2 separate regions of the Homo sapiens genome follow, and region 1 is linked to region 2. Evidence: chromatin loops called from intact Hi-C (ENCODE). Cell type or tissue: heart left ventricle. All regions are shown on one strand.

Region 1 (8,000 bases), 160 kb after region 2:
ACTTTGGGAGGCAGAGGCGGGTGGATCACAAGGTCAGGAGTTCGAGACCAGCCTGGCCAATGTGGTGAAACCCTGTCTCTACTAAAAATACAAAAATTAGCCGGGTGTGGTGACGCGTGCCTGTAGTCCCAGCTACTCGGGAGGCTGAGGCAGGAGAATGGCGTGAACCTGGGAGGCGGTGCTTGCAGTGAGCGTAGATGGTGCCACTGTACTCCAGCCTGGGCGACAGAGCAAGACTCTGTCTCAAAAAAAAAGAAAAAAAAAAGAACGCAGTTCAACCACAGTATTATTCCTAAAAGGGAAAAATGTCCTTTATTATATCATTTCCAGGAATGCACTATAATAAAAACTAAGTTGCGTGTTAAAAAAAAATGTGTCCTGGGCCGGGCGTGGTGGCTCGCGCCCATAATCCCAGCACTTTGGGAGGCTAAGACAGGCAGATCACTTGAGGTCAGGAATTCAAGACCAGCCTGGCCAACATGGTGAAACCCCATCTCTACTAAAAAATACAAAAATAAACTGGGCATGGTGGCGGGTGCCTGTAATCCTAGCTACTCAGGAGGCTGAGGCAGGGAGAACTGCTTGAACCTCAGGGGTGGAGGTTGCAGTGAGCCAAGATCGTGCCACTGCAGGCTGGGCAACAGAGCGAGACTCCATCTCCAAAAAAAAAAAAAAAAAAAAAAGTGTCCTGGCCAGACACAGTGGCTCACGCCTGTAATCCCAGCCCTTTGGGAGGCCGAGGTGGGCGGATCACCTGAGGTCTGGAGTTCAAGACCAGCCTGGCCAGCAAGGTGAAATCTCATCTGTACTAAAAATACAAAAATTCGCCGAGCATAGTTGCCTGTGCCTGTTTTCTCAGCTACTTAGAGGCTGAGGTGGGAGAATCATTGGAACCCGGGAGGCAGAGGCTGCAGTGAGCTGAGATTGTGCCACTGCACTCCAGCCTGGGCAACAGAGCGAGACTCAGTCTCAAAAAAAAAAAAAAAGTGCCCTTTAAAAAGACAGGTTTGTGAAAAGTTCTGATGTGGTTTGGTTTCTCTGTGCCTAGGTATCTGTGCCTAGGTTTGCTGTGGGGATTGTAATAGGAAGAAACGGGGAAATGATCAAAAAGATCCAGAATGATGCTGGTGTGAGGATTCAGTTTAAACCAGGTGGGTATGATGATTTAAAAATCCTTAGTGTTAAAAAAAAAAAAAAATCCTTAGTGTTAAAAGGATGATAAAACACCTTACAAAACAAGGGCTTGGCTATTGGTTCATGTGTATTCACCTTTCTCATCCTTGCAACATCCTGCTACCAGATGACCAATCTCAGTTTCTTCTCCCAGCCTTCTTTTCCCTCCCCGGATACATGTCGGTCACCTTTGATTTCCAGGCCTTTTTTCTTTTTTCTTCCTGGAGTATATGCATAGTATGTCATAAATGCATAGTATGTCAGCTTCTGATTTTGCCAAGTAAAATTTTAAAATATATATGTATAATTTTGATTTTATTAAATTGGAGATAATTTAAAACCACACACAAAGACAAAACATCTTAGAATAAAGGACAAATTTTTAAATTTTATAAATTTGCCTTAATGAGCAAAATTTTCGACGTGGTCTGAAAAGAGGAAAACATGGCAGGCTCTTCTCTGGAAGCTGTTGCCATAGCTCTGCTCTGACTCCCTTGGCTTTTTTAAAGTCAAGCTTTGTTTTAGTTCTTTAATGATACATTTTTTAAATGGCTATAATTGCATAAGAATTGAGCATTGACCTGAAACATGCAAAACAATATAATGACACACATTTTCCTATCACCCACATCACTCCAAAAGAGTCCCTGCAGCTGGCAGTATTCCTGTTGCCCCTTTTGGCACCGCGGGTGAGAATATTGATTGGGAATCAGATTAATCCTTGTTTCCTTCTAACGTTGGGCTTTTTTCTAATCCTGTCTCTCACCTGGCTCCTCAGATGATGGGATTAGTCCAGAAAGAGCTGCCCAGGTCATGGGCCCTCCGGATCGGTGTCAGCATGCAGCGCATATCATCAGCGAGCTGATTCTTACAGCCCAGGTGGGTCCAGCTCTGCAGAGTGTGAGTGTTTGGGCTGCAGAAGTGGAAAGTGCTACCCGGGGCTCTCGGTGCAGCACCATAGAGCTGTCACCCTGAGGCGTCTCAAGTCACATTATGGGAAACCAGCAGTTTCTCTACATCAGCCTCTTTCCTGCCTTCTTGGTATTTTTTTCTGCTCATTAATTATTCTGCCTTTATTTACCTCACCATCTAGATTGCCTTTACACAGTAAGTTTCTGGCTATTTAAACCATGTGGGGAAATACCATGGAGATTGGTCGCCAAGTTTCAAATAATCAAGTGTATTTAATGTTAATCTGTGTTAGTGAAATCCAGTCTTAGTGGTAGAAGACACTTCAGGGTCCTCCAAAGTCCTAAAGCTGCCTTCATGCACTTGATTTCATGCACATCTTTGGACTGTGAGCCAGCCTGTGTGACAGTGCTAGGAACCCCTATAACTGATGGTAGGACTGAGGATACATTTGAGAATGACCAGAACGGAAGAATAAAGCAAGAGATTGGAAATTATAGTCCCAGCTCTGCCATCAGTCATGTGACCTTGGAGCTGCCTTTGAACCTCTGGGTCTGGTGTTCCCAGCAGCAGACTCAGGGTGCTTTGCACCAGGCAGTGCTCTCTATGTGATCCCCTAAGAGCCATCTGGTGGTTCTTACTCAAATTACAAATGTGTAGGCCCCCACCCCAGATCTACTGAATCAGCATTTCCAAGGGAGGGTCTTGGGTCTTCACTAGAGACCCAGGCAATTCTTAAGATTAGACAAGTTTATAAAACGGCCACTAAATCAAGCTCGTTCAGCCTGTGGGCTGCACGCAGCCCAGGAACAGCATTGAATGCAGCCCAACACAAATTCATAAACTTTCTTAAAATGTTACAAGATTTTGTGTGTGTGTGTGTGTGTGTGTGTGTGTGTGTGTGTGTGTGTTTTTAAGCTCATCAGCTATCATTAATGTTAGTGTATTTTATGGGTGGCCCAAGACAGTTCTTCCAGTGTGGCCCAGGGAAGCCAAAAGATTGAACACCCCTGCTCTAAATGATCTCTAACATCCTTTTTTTGTAGCAAGAGTTTATGAACCTTGGCCAGGCACGGTGGCTCACTCTTGTACCCAGCATTTTGGGAGGCCGAGGCAAGCGGATCACCTGAGGTCAGGAGTTCGAGACCAGCCTGACCAACATGGTGAAACCCTGTCTCTGCTGAAAATACAAAATTAGCTGGACGTGGTGGCTCACGCCTGTAATCCTAGCACTTTGGGATGCCAAGGCAGGTGGATCACCTGAGGTCAGGAGTTCAAGACCAACATGGTGAGACCCGTCCCTACTAAAAATACAAAATTAGCCGGGCGTGGTGGCGCATGCCTATAGTTTCAGCTACTCAGGAGGCTGAGGCAGGAGAATTGCTTAAACCCAGGAAGCGGAGGTTGCAGTGAGCCAGGATCCTGCCATTGCATTCCCGCCTGGGCAACAAGAGCAAAACTCTGTCTCAAAAAAAGTTTATGAACCTTGCACTGCAGAGGCTGCGAGATGTTTGGGAGAAAACCTTTTCTTCGAGATCTGTGGCATACCCAGAAAGTTGACTGTGCGCTCCTGTGCGTGTGTGAACATCCATTCTAAAATTGCCTTGTTTACTTGGCAGTTGTCTCATAAGAGCAGAGTGCGGGGGAAAAGCACTCCAATTGTCTCAGCTTTCTGCTGGTTTAGATTCTGGGTAAACGTTCACTTTACTCTTAATCAACATGAGCAGGTTTTGCCCAACATTTCTTCATGTGTTGAAAAGTCTGTGCAGCTTCTCCCTTCCATGAAATAGCTCTTAGCTTGACCAGGTTCACCCTCCACATTTAAGAGAGTTTAAATACTGCAGCTCCAAAATGACTCCGCGGACAGCGGCTGGAATGAGACTTGCTGCTGTCTCAATGAAAGGGCTCTTCCTCTGTCCGCTGTTAGATTTAGGTTTTTCTCTCTGCTGGGTGAACAGTGGGAGAATGCCTCAGAGACTTCTCCAGCCCCACATGGGGAGGAGGCCTTGGCAGGTTCCCTCTGTTCCTCCCTTCTGAAGTATCCCTGAATGGTCACTCTTGAACCTGTTACTGCTGCTGCTGCTTGGGGGCACAACAGCCAAGAAGTTTTCTAAAACTGAGTAAAATCCGTTTATCCTTCTTGCTGACTGGAGTGCCAGGTGTTGTGACTCATAGCAGTGCCTGGTTGGGGAGGGTCAGCAGGCTGTGCATATCTGACTTCCCATAGGCCCAGTATGTGTCCGCCGCAGGAAAGAGGGGCCTCAGCTGCAAGGGAGAAAGCAGTTCTTGATGCCTGTAGATCGGGGCCCAGTGAGGAAAGCTCCAGGGAGAAAGGCCGCTGGGCTTCAGCCTTGGAGTTTGTGTCTGCCTATTTCTGTTGGATACATTTGAGCTGTTTATGTAACCACGTGTGTTCGTCTGCACAGGTCCTCCCCAGATACACCTGTGATCGGTGTTAATTCTGGCTTGAAAGAGCCCTTCAGAATGGGAAGTGTGGAAAGGTGCTAGGTTCTGATGGGTGGCATTGATTACATCCTGTCACTTAACCTCCTCCCTGGAAAAGAGAGGAGCAGTGGTGCTGTGGCAGTGGCAGAGGTCGCTACAGCCCTGTGATCTTTCCAGGAAAGAGACGGCTTTGGAGGCCTGGCAGCAGCCAGAGGAAGAGGTCGTGGCCGTGGCGACTGGAGCGTGGGAGCCCCTGGTGGCGTCCAGGAGATAACATACACGGTGCCAGCCGATAAGTGTGGCCTCGTCATAGGCAAAGGTAAGAGGCAGCTGGGGTTTCACATCCCCCCTCAGCTGTTTGGCTTGAGGGAAGGCAGGTCACGGGACCTCCAGAACCTTTGGTGAGGTCCCTTTGCTGCTGCAGGCTGGGGCTGCCCGGTCTGGAGGCAGTAGCCACCTTCTGCCGAAACCCTGCTTGGCATGGTTCTCTGAGGCTGCTGACGGGCCTGTTGTGAGGAGCAAAGTGTATTATTTCTGGTGAGTATGAAGAGACAGCAGTAAAACTCCCTGCCTGTTGAGGGCAGCTTAGCTTGGTGAAAAGATACCTTGCGCAAGATGGGGGGCATTTGTCAATCGACTGATTGGTAATTAACTCACCTCCAAGGAACTTAGAGGGACGGTTGAGACAGTATCCTCAGTGAAAATTCCTTCTCGACAGTGTGTCACTTGTTTCCCTTACCAGGTTTGAGTATTTGGTCTTGATCCGCGTAACATGTGAAAATGGTTTTTATCCTTTCTGCATATTTACCGTGAGTCACGGACTCTCTGTGGAGGGAAATAAACATTGATGTGTTAGTTTTTTCTGGGCATTTTGGAGAACATTAGGAAGAAACCCTCATTCATGGCTACTGTAGCTCCTTCCTGTCCTTCACTGAGAACCAGGAGAGAGCAGCCACATTTCTCAGCCATTGGCAGCAGTTCATCTTGGCTAGCCCTGGGACCCAGAAAGGCTACTGAGACCAGGGCCGAGGCTGTGGGGCCTTCCCAGTGTAGCAGCAGGGCTCGGCTTCCGTGGGGCTCTGAGCCAGGCCTCGCTGCCAGCGGGGGACTCCCGTTGTCACTGGGTTTCGTATTTGCCTTCATTAGGTATTTGACAGCATGTGGAGAAAACAGTCGTCTCTCCAGAGTTTCTCAAATTTCTTTGATCACCAAATACCCCTTAGCTGCTTGAGGGGCGCTCGTATTGGATAGGCAGGACTTGGGGATGCTTCACCAGCAGAGACCTCCAGAGCTGGGCAGGTGGGAGCCCCCCGACACTCACCTCCCAGGAGCTGCCCTCGTCCCTGCTCACAGACACTGTGGGCTTATGCTCTTGCAAAATGCAAGAAACCGTGTTGTCTTTTAGACTGAACCACTCAGAGTTGGTATGGGTTCGTGTTCATTTGCCGGCAGGTGTGCGGGCTGGTGAGTGTTTGGGGATATTGCAGGCTGCACCAGATGCTGCCAGAAGTCCCACACTACCCAGGCCGTCAGCCTGACCGCTGTGAGACTGCAGCTAGTTGATGCCTGTAGGTTGACGATTAGCTAGATCTAGATTTCTTGGCCTTTTGCAAACTATTTTGTCGGCGAAGTTTTCATTTGCTTGTGTCTCTAAACCCTGACTGAGCATTGTTGCCTCACCATGACAGGTTCTCATAGTGAGCCCTTGGTGCTCACAGAGCAGCCCCTCGTAGTTGGTCCTCCACAAAGTCATCCTGAGTGATTCCTAGAAAACAGTGATGAGAACGAAGCAGTAACTGGTCTGTGTCCCATGCTTGAATAGCAGCCTAAAGAAGCCTAATTAGTGTCTCGGATATGGGAGGGTCTTTCTATGTCACACACACACCGCACTAAACACACGCACGCACGCACGCACGCGCACACACACACACACACACACACCCCCTACCCCTCAGGGCCCATGTGAGACATCTCTTTTCCTTGAGATGGGCGCCTGGGCAAGGGAGAGAGGAGCCCCACGCAGCCAGGCCCATCTTTCCTTGGCCTCTGGCCTGGACAGACACAGAGCCTCCCTGGCCCCTGCTGGATTTCCATGATAAACACAGCAACATTGACAGATAGCTCAGCCAGCCTGCTCTTGTCAGCCAGGCCTTTTAGCAGGTTTGATTAATTGCTTTACGATTTCACGTCCAGCCAGGGGGCCACTGGTGGGGCACTTCTGCCCCCCATCAGGTAGAAGAATGGAGCGGGCTGCTGAATGAGTCTATAGACAGCCACCATGTGCCAAGCTAGTGACCTCATTTTGAAGGAAGATGAACTTAAATTAACTCCTTCTGGCCCCACGAGGTTTTGTGGCGCCTCCTCACCTTATTAGCATGTTCCCAAGGCCTGGGGATGAGGGGCCCAGTGGGGAGGGCCGGGGCCTCGGCTGTCTGGGGACTGCAGGATTCTCAGTCGCAGACACTCGTGTACTTGTGCTTTTGCCTCCAGACCAAGTGGATCTGGTTGGAGGCTGGTAGGGTTCCCTCGAGTCTTACGTGTGCCTGTGGAAATGGTCTCCATTTTGGTTTCTATTCTTTTTTATTTTTTTTTATTTTTTTGAGATGGAGTTTCGCTTTTGTTGCCCAGGCTGGAGTGCAGTGGCGTGATCATGGCTCACTGCAACCTCCGCCTCTGGGGTTCAAGCGATTCTCCTGCCTCAGCCTCCCGAGTAGCTTGGATTACAGGCATGCGCCACCACACCTGGCTAATTTTGTATTTTTAGTAGAGACGGGGTTTCTCCCTGTTGGTCAGGCTGGTCTCGAACTCCCAACCTCAGGTGATCCACTCGCCTTGGCCTCCCAAAGTGCTGGGATTACAGGCGTGAGCCACCGCGCCTGGCCAAGTCTCTATTCTTTATTGCTCCCCAAAAAACATTGCCTAGGAGCCTGCTTTTCATGGTGCAGAGAAGATAAAATCCATGGCCTCCGAGTAAAGGGCAGAGGTAAAGGTCCCCTAGGAGGGGCTTGTACCGGCCCAGAGGAAATCAGAGCTGTGGGTGCTGGCCCGGTGTCCCCAGACAGGCGGGTCTGGCCAGGGTGGAAAATGCAGGGATGCTTCTCTGAAACTCCAGCGGGACCTTAAGGAAATCACAAGCACAACATTTGGTTTTGTTAGTTGTTTTTTAAATTTAAAACCACCCTAAACTTAACCAACGTCTTCTGCATGCGACCTTATCTGCATGCCATGTCTCCCGGCGTCTTTTCTCCCCCGTAAGGGCAGCCCCTGCTGCCTTCAGGAAGGACCACCTGCCTTTTTCATTCCTGGACCTCTGTAGAGTCCTTGCAAGACGCCCTTGTGTCTGCCTTTAGCGTCCCCTCCCTACTGGCCCGATAGGCTGTTGAGGCAGGGCTTTTCTGGCAGTGGGTAGAGAGAAGCTTGGAGTGTTTGGAGGATTGTGGACGGTGTCTTGGTGAGGTGCCACATGGCATTTA
Region 2 (8,000 bases):
AACCAGCCTAGTTTCTTTAGTAGAGAAACCCCACATGCCTGTAGTCCCAGCCACTCGGGAGGCTGAGGCAGGAGAATCACTTGAACCCGGAAGGCAGAGGTTACAGTGAGCCAAGATTGCACCTCTGCACTCCAGTCTGGATGACAGAGAGTCCATCTCAAAAAAATAAAAATTACTGAAGGCCTTAGAGAGCTTTTGTGGATTACATCTGTTGATATTTATCACATTAGAAATAAAAGCTGAAATGTTTTAAATGAACAGTTCATGTTAACATAAGTAACATTACACTTATGAAAAATAACTATTTTCTCAAACAAAAAATTTTAGTTAAGAATCTTATTGGCTTCCATTTTTGCAAATCTCTGTAATGTCTGGCTTGACAGAAAACAGATGGACTCTTGTAGCGGTTTTCTGCATTCACTTGTTTTTTCGTTTGTTTGTTTGTTTTTCTTTTTTAGCCTCCCAGGGCTTCCTCGCTATGTGATGCCTTGTTTTATTGAAGTTTATGAAGAAAACTGGGCAACACAGTGAGATCCCATCTCTACAAAAAATAAAAAACTTAGCCGGGCGTGGTAGCACATGCCCGTAGTCCCAGCTACTCAAGAGGCTGAGGTGGGAGGATTGCTTGAACCCAGGAGGTTGAGGCTGCAGTGAGCTAGGATCACACCACTGCACTCCAGTCTGGATGACAGAGAAAGACCCTGTCTCAAAAAAACAAAAAAAAAGTTTTCACTCAGTGTCTCCCTGAAAAGTCATTGGGAACCCCTGGGGGTCTACATTTCAAGAACCATTCCTCTGGATCGGGGTTTCTCAGTCTTGGCCTTGTTCCCGTGTGGCTGGCCGTCCTGTGCACGGGAGGATTTTAGCAGTATCCCCATAGCCTTTACCCACTAGATGCCAGAATTCCACCCCCCACCTGGTAGTTGTGGCAACCAAAAATATCTCCAGATACTTCCAAATGCCTCCCCTACTCCCACCCCCAACAGGGACAAAACCGTCTCTGGTTGGGAACTACTGCTGTGAGATCTTAGGTGACAACTAAGTTTCATCTTGTTGGGGCTGATTTAGAAGCCACATCCAGTTTCACAGAACGGTGCATCAGGATTGATTAGCAGGCTGGCCGCGGTGGCTTGTGCCTGTAATCCCAGCACTTTGGGAGGCCGAGGCAGCTGGATCACCTGAGGTCAGGGGTTCAAGACCAACCTGGCCAACATGGTGAAACCCCGTCTCTACCAAAAATACAAAAATTAGCAAGCCATGGTGGCATGCGCCTGTAATCCCAGCTACTCAAGAGGCTGAGGCAGGGGAGTTGCTTGAACCTGGGAGACGGAGGTTGCAGTGAGTTGAGACTGAGCCACTGCACTCCAACCTGGGCAACAGAGCAAGACTTCGACTCAAAAAAAAAAAAAAAAAGAGAGCTATTGATTAGCAATGTCTGCCATGAGTGCAGGAGGGAGAGTAACAGTGCAGTGTGCTGGGATTGATGAATGATGTCTACTACAGATGCAGAAGAAGAAGCACCAGGTACAGCGGGGGTGGCCCCGTATAGGTCTCAGCTAGCTGAGGCCCCTGGGGCTCTGTATGCCAGATGGCCCCTGTCCTTGCCTACTTCTTCCTTCTGGGCTCCTCTTCCCGTAGGTGTTCATTGAGGATGTCAGCAGGGAGTTTGTGGAGGAGTTCATCTGGCCGGCCATCCAGTCCAGCGCACTGTATGAGGACCGCTACCTCCTGGGCACCTCTCTTGCCAGGCCCTGCATCGCCCGCAAACAAGTGGAAATCGCCCAGCGGGAGGGGGCCAAGTATGTGTCCCACGGCGCCACAGGAAAGGTGAGGCACCTGGGAAGGGCCGGGCAGAGGGAGATGGAGGCGGAGGGGTGTGGGAAGGAGATGAGCACCCCTCGAGCGGTTTCCTGGTGTGCCTCCGGGGCAGACTTGGTGCAAGGCAGCTACATGGCTTTGTTTAGACCCCAATGAGAGGGGTAACAGCTCGCCCCTGCGCTCTGTGCACTGTGGCACCTGAACGCCCATTCTGAGTCCTCACCTCCACCTTCTGCTGTGGGAGCGATGTCACCCCATTTGGCAGACTTGCTGCTGAGGCCTGGGGACATTGTCCAAGGTCGCATTGGCCAAGGTCACTGCGTGAGTCCCCCAGGGGACACGCAGGAAAGTGTTGAAAACCCTGAGTTGGCAGAGTAGGGTTCAAAGGCAGCTCTGCTGCTGGCTTGCCGTGTGTCCTCAGCCAGGGCCCTTCTCCCCTTCCTGAACCTCAGTTTCTTCATTTGCAAGATGGGGCTCATGCCATGTCTTAGTTTCCCAGGGCGAGGGTAACAAAATGTCTCAAACTGGTGGCTTAGAACACAGAACTGTTCTGCCTCATGGTTCTGGAGGCCTGAGGTCCATAGTGAGGGCATGGGCAGGGCCACGCAGCCTCTGAAGGTGCCAGGAAGCCTCCGGCTCAGGCCTCTCTCCAGCTTCCAGTGGCCTCTGGTGTCCCTTAGCGTGTGGCTGCGTCACTCCTGTCCTTCCGTCCTCCATCTTCCCAAGCTGTCTTCTTCCTGTATCTCTGCATTGTCTTCCCTCTGCTTGTCTGTTTACCTTCCCCTTGCTACAGGAACCCGTCTTGGATTAGGGCCCTTCAATGACCTCATCTTAACTTGGTTACTTTTTGTGTGTGTGTGTGGGGGAGAGGGACAAAGTCTCACTCTGACGCCCAGGCTGGAGTGCAGTGGCTCGATCTTGGCTCACTGCAACCTCTGCCTCCCAGATTGAAGCAATTCTCCTGCCTCAGCCTCCTGAGTAGCTGGGATTACAGGTGTGTACCCCACCACACCCGGCTAATTTTTTGTATTTTTAGTAGAGACGGGGTTTCGCCATGTTGGGCAGGCTGGTCTTGAACTCCTGACCTCAAATGATCCACCAGCCTTGGCCTCCCAAAGCACTGGGATTACAGGCGTGGGCCACCATGCCCAGCCTTAACTTGGTTATTTCTGTTAAGACCACATGAGGCCACATTCGGAGGGACTGGGGTTAGGACTTGAACCCATTATTTTGTGGAAACACAAATCAACCCATCCCGTACCCCTTCCCTCCGGGCCGTGTGTCCCAGTGCAGACTGCGGGGTCCCCGTGGGGTGCAAGACAGGAAGCCCCCTGCCTGCTGCTCTTCGGAAGGCAGTCCTTGAGAAACCAGATTCCTGACAATGTTGGCAACTGTCAGCCGATGTTTTTATAAAGACCCAAGTCATGAGCTCTCAGTCAGCGGACAGCATGCCAAGAGCCTGGTACAGGAATTGACTGTTTACCAACCCCACAGTCAGAAGGCTCGGAAACTCCCCAGTGACGGGGAGCTCACTACCTCGCCTGCCCGGGCTGGTCAGGGTGCTGATGGTGGGAAGTCCTGGCTCACTGTGGGAGGTCCTGGCTCACTGTGGTGCAGGGACACACACAGCTAAGATGATGATGGAGGAGACGCGGTTGATTTGAGGGTGGCCTGGGAGACAGCCACCCACCAGGATGGCACCTGTCATGTCTTTGAAAGTCCAAGTGTTCATTTCTTCACCGGAGCACTGGTTCAGCAAGCTTGCACTGGGTATCTGCTGGGAGTTGGGTGCTTGCTGGCATTGGCACAGTGCTAACTTCTTGGGCTCATTGCGTACCTTCAGAGAGCCCATTTCCTGGCAAGAGAAGAGAAAATGGATGTGTGATGAGGAATGGGAGTGGGGCCAGGGGTCTGTGCCAGGGAACTGCGGGAGCAGCAGGCAGGGGCTGAGGATGAGTCTAGAGGAGTGAATAATGGCATGGAAGAGTGTGAGAGGCAGAGGGAACAGCCTGTGGAAAGGCTTAGAGCCAAGAGGCCCTGAAGGACAGTCTGTCTGGGGCTGTGGAGCAGGAGCTATTGCTGTGGGGGAGGCAATAGGGCCAGGACTGGGCTGAGGCCATGCTGGGAGGTTTGGCTTCATCCTGAGGGCAACTGATTAGTGGGTGGAAGGAGGTCTCAGGTTGGATGGAGGTGGCCAGTGACTACCCCAGCGAGATGCTGGGGAAGAGACAGGGGAGAGCTTCTCACAGACTGCGGCCTTGGTTTTTACTGTCACTCCAGCTGTGGATGATGGGATGGTAGGAAACCAGGCAAGGAGGTTTGGGCGGGCCTGAGCTGTTGGGCAGGACCGTGTGTATGCTGCCATCTGTGCAAAGGTGGTGGCAGAGGAGGAGAACCCAGAGGATCAGGACTGGGCGACACAGCGAGACTCTGTCCCAAACAAAAAAAAAAGCTCCCGACCCATCTGCCTTAATGGAAAGAGCTGGATCGTGAGCTTCCTATCCCAGAAGGCATACAAGCCGAGGGCAGGGGATCAGAATTCTGGGAGGGGTCCTGCCCTCAGGTCTTTCCAACGGTACCATTAAGGTTCAGTAGGGCGGCATTCAGGTCTGGTGGAGTGCATGGGTGGGTGGGTGAGTATGGGTGGGTCGGCTCTGGCTCAGGCAGTTCCCGGGTCCATGCGGAGACCCCCACCCCGGACCAGCCCACATTTAGCCTGCAACAGCCTCCCGCAGCCGTGTGCGCCCCTCCTCCATGTGGCCACCAGAGGGCGCCAGAGGCTTGGGTTTGAGGCCTTGGGGGCCGACAAAGGCGGGAGGAGGTGGCGGCACCACCGGGGTCCTCTGTTCCCCATCCTGGACCTGCAGGGCGTGGTTCTGAGGAGAACGCCCCCCAAGCTAGTGCTATGGCCGCTCGGGACTTGGGGGCGTCCCTGCATTCACACTCAGAAGACCCAACAGGGACGGACTCCGGGGATGCCGGGGAGTAGGTGCTACCTGGCACAGCCACCTCTTTCCTGGGGTTGACAGGCAAGGCGTACTTCTGCGCCTCAGTGTCCCTTTATGACAGTACCCAGGAAACCCCCAACAGCCTCTGGAGACAATTTCCGAGAACTGGGGGTATGAGTGGAGAACCAGGAAGGCTGGGAGCGAGGGGAATCCAAGGCCTTGGAGGTGCTGGTCCAGCCTTCAGGCATTTACCCCCTGAGTAACCACCCAGCACCACCATCCCATGAGTATCCACCCAGCACTGCCCCGGGCGCCATCACGGGGGACGGGCCAGGTGGAGGCTTTCGGGTCTTTGGGCTCAGGGAAGGTGACAGTGAAATGTTGGGGGGACAACGGATTGGCCTGGGATGTGAGGGGGAAGGGCATCCTGTTTGCTGGAACCGCCTGAGCCCAGCCCTGAAGGCAGAGGCGGAGGCAGCCTCCCTTCCCAGCACCCCGTCCAGACAGCACCTGGTGCAGAAATTGAGCCGCACTCTCCCCTCCCATGCCCTGCTGCCAGCCCCACCCCTGCCCACCCAGAGAGCTGCACCGAAGCTGGGGTGGCCCTTGCGGGGCTCCTCTCTCCCCCTAGTTTTGGAAGAGGGGCCTGGAAATATGATTCTGAGACTCTAGCCGGGGAGCGAGAGTTTTGTAAATGGCACCATCTGTATGGGTGCCCCAGGGCAGATGGGAGACCCCAGGCCCCCCAGTCCCAGTGGGACCGTGTTTACATGCATGTTTACACACGTGTGCACAAATATCAGCATGCGGACACTCGTGTGTGAGACACTACATCCTCCTTCTCCCCGGAAAGCTGCCAGGAGCTGCCCTGGTGCTGGGGTCTTGGGGTTCAGAGGGGGAAGGATTAGACTGGCCTCCTTGGCTCTTGCCTGAGACGAGGGCAGAGTTTGAACCAAGGAAGCGTTTGTTTGGCCTCTTCGAGGGTCTCTGGCTCCTGAACAGATGGGTGTCCGCATGGCAGCATCTGGATGGGCAGACAGCAGCCCAGCCGTGCCTGGCTGGTGAGGCACAAGCCGTCTTTGTGTTGGGGAAACATGAAGCTGTGGGGGAAAATAGCTGGGCCATGCAACGTCGGACCATGCCTTACCATCTAAAATGAGGCTGTCTTTTAGTTGCTCCAGGAACGGGGCCGGCTGGGGGTCAGCAGGCAAATGTGGCCGCCCCCACCTCAGTGTCCTCATCCGTAAGATGGGACTAATAGAACCTGCCTCCTGGGGCTGCTCAAAGGATTCAGTGAGTTAATTATGCATGGAGCTCAGCTGGGAAGCCTGAGTGTGAACCGTTAGGATGAGCGAGTTTGCTGTGTGGCCCTGGGCAAGTGGCTGCACCTCTCTGAGCTTCACTTTCCTCACCCATAAAATATGGCTAAAAATCCCCCTGGCCCTGGGGGCCTCTCTGAGTGACAGCACATAGTAGGTGCTCACTAAAGGGGCTGCATGGAGGGTGAGTGAGGCCAGCCCAAGGCCTGTGCCGCACACACAGCTCCCAGCTCTGCAGAGAGGCTGAACCCTGGATTCTGTGCCACCTGACGAGAGTCTGGAAAATAGCATGTAATTCCCACCGCTGCCTGGCTGCGCCCATGCAGTTTTCACAGTAGGCAAAAGGTCCCTCTGTCATTTCCACAGCGCTTAAGTCTCCCTCTGGGCTGCCGAGCCCACGGGGAAGCAGGAGACGTGCGCGGCCATTTTCTCTCTGGGGACAGAGCTGGGCTGGCGGATGCCTGCGCTGACCCCGGCCTCCTCCTCCTCGGCATCAGTGTGGACGGTGGTCCCGGCTATGTCGGGGGTAACGTTCACAGCTCAGTGGGGTGTTGAGGTGTCTCCATTTGCCCACAGAGGATGCAGGCGAGGCAACCTGCCCGAGGGGGTGGCTGTGGTGCTGGGGACCTGGGCTTGGGTCCCGGGCCTGCCCTGGCTGTGTGTCCTTGGACTGGTTCCTTTCCCTTCCTGGGCCTCAGTTTCCCTCTCTGTGCAGAGAAGAGCTGAGGAGCAAAAGGCCCTCAGTGGTCACCTAGTTCCACCTCCTCCCTGACACCAGCCATTGAAGAGATGCGGAAACTGAGGCTCAGAGAGGTGACAGGGTTCCCAAATGTATGGGTATGGGGGAGTCCAAGCACCCTGGTGCCCCAGCCCTGAAGTGAGCTTGATTTGGGGCAGGGCAGGGTCAGCAATGTGGGGGCCTTGAGGAAGAGACTATAGTGCGAGCTCTGGGGCTGCAGGAGCAGGGCCTGGCCCCCCAGGTCTTGCCAGTGGCTGGGCCTCCAGCTCCAGGGGGTCAGATGTGTCCTGCACCCACCCACGTGACATGTGTGCCCTCTCCTATACTCTGCCATGTCCCCAGACGTGCACATCTCCCTCCTGCCACATGCCCACACATACACGACCTACACTGCATGACCTCACATGTGTACACGCTCTGCCCAGCTCTGTCTCCGCCACGGGCTGTCCTTGTCCTCACGTCCTCCCCCAGACTCCAGAACCCCCATCCTGTGGCTCCTGACAGCCCTCTGTTCTGCATTGCAGGGGAACGATCAGGTCCGGTTTGAGCTCAGCTGCTACTCACTGGCCCCCCAGATAAAGGTAGGATGTGGCTCCTCCCCTTAGCAGGGAGCACTAGCATCTGCAGCACCTGATGGGGAGGAGGGCACAGGGTTCTGGGAGATTCCACAGGACAGGCACAGAATCTCCTCCGTGGCAGGGGTGCCCATCGGGTGGACAGCCTGCTGGGGAGGCTCCCTTCGCTGGGGCCAGCTCCAGGGGACACACTTTCTTCCCCGCCATTCATTCTTCCCGGAGAGGCTGTCCAGGTGCTGGGGCACGGGATAGAAAGTCCCTGCCACTCTTCAGCCACATCCCTGGCATCCCAGGTGTGGGCAGGCATGGCTCTGGCACCCCAGGTGCGGGCAGGGATGGCTCTGGCACCCCAGGTGCGGGTGGGGATGGCTCTGAAACGTGGTTGCTGGTGTCTGGGATGCTCAGAGCCCTCCGAGCCCCAGTCAGAGCCCCCAGCTATGCCTGGCTCCTCCCCAGGCCACCTGTGCCTGGTCCCCAGCATCTCTTGAGCCTTTCCTGGGGTGGGAATCACCAGGATCTCAGGGCCTCAACCGCCCTGGCCCGTGGCATGTCACCCAGGCAGGAGGGCACCTGTGGGTATTGCCCAGACTGCTACTACCAT

The links. A loop is a pair of places that touch in the nucleus more often than their neighbours do. Peaks named below come from ENCODE experiments on the same cell type or tissue, not always from the same donor. Only the 100,000 strongest peaks of a DNase experiment are listed, where the experiment ranks them.
Region 1: a loop joins it to region 2, with 2.8 times the contacts of the local background. A loop is called at or near these places in 4 of 110 quality-filtered maps.

Annotation. Positions count from the first base shown.
Region 1 is chr9:130,621,660-130,629,659 of GRCh38, forward strand. It overlaps FUBP3 (far upstream element binding protein 3), which reads left to right. Exons shown (of 19, transcript NM_003934.2): 10 at 1,049-1,151; 11 at 1,952-2,052; 12 at 4,705-4,846. MIR6856 (microRNA 6856) reads left to right here and starts at 4,638; the gene lies at 4,638-4,704. In heart left ventricle, a CTCF peak has its summit at 4,701; a DNase peak (open chromatin) is centred at 4,775; H3K27ac peaks cover 506 bases.
Region 2 is chr9:130,456,763-130,464,762 of GRCh38, forward strand. ASS1 (argininosuccinate synthase 1) reads left to right here. Exons shown (of 15, transcript NM_054012.4): 4 at 1,639-1,827; 5 at 7,349-7,405. Among named protein-coding and RNA genes, the nearest start is that of ASS1, 16 kb to the left of the region's middle. RefSeq lists enhancers at 4,631-4,720, 4,801-4,850. In heart left ventricle, CTCF peaks have their summits at 4,587 (motif pointing right) and 4,792; DNase peaks (open chromatin) are centred at 1,819 and 4,589.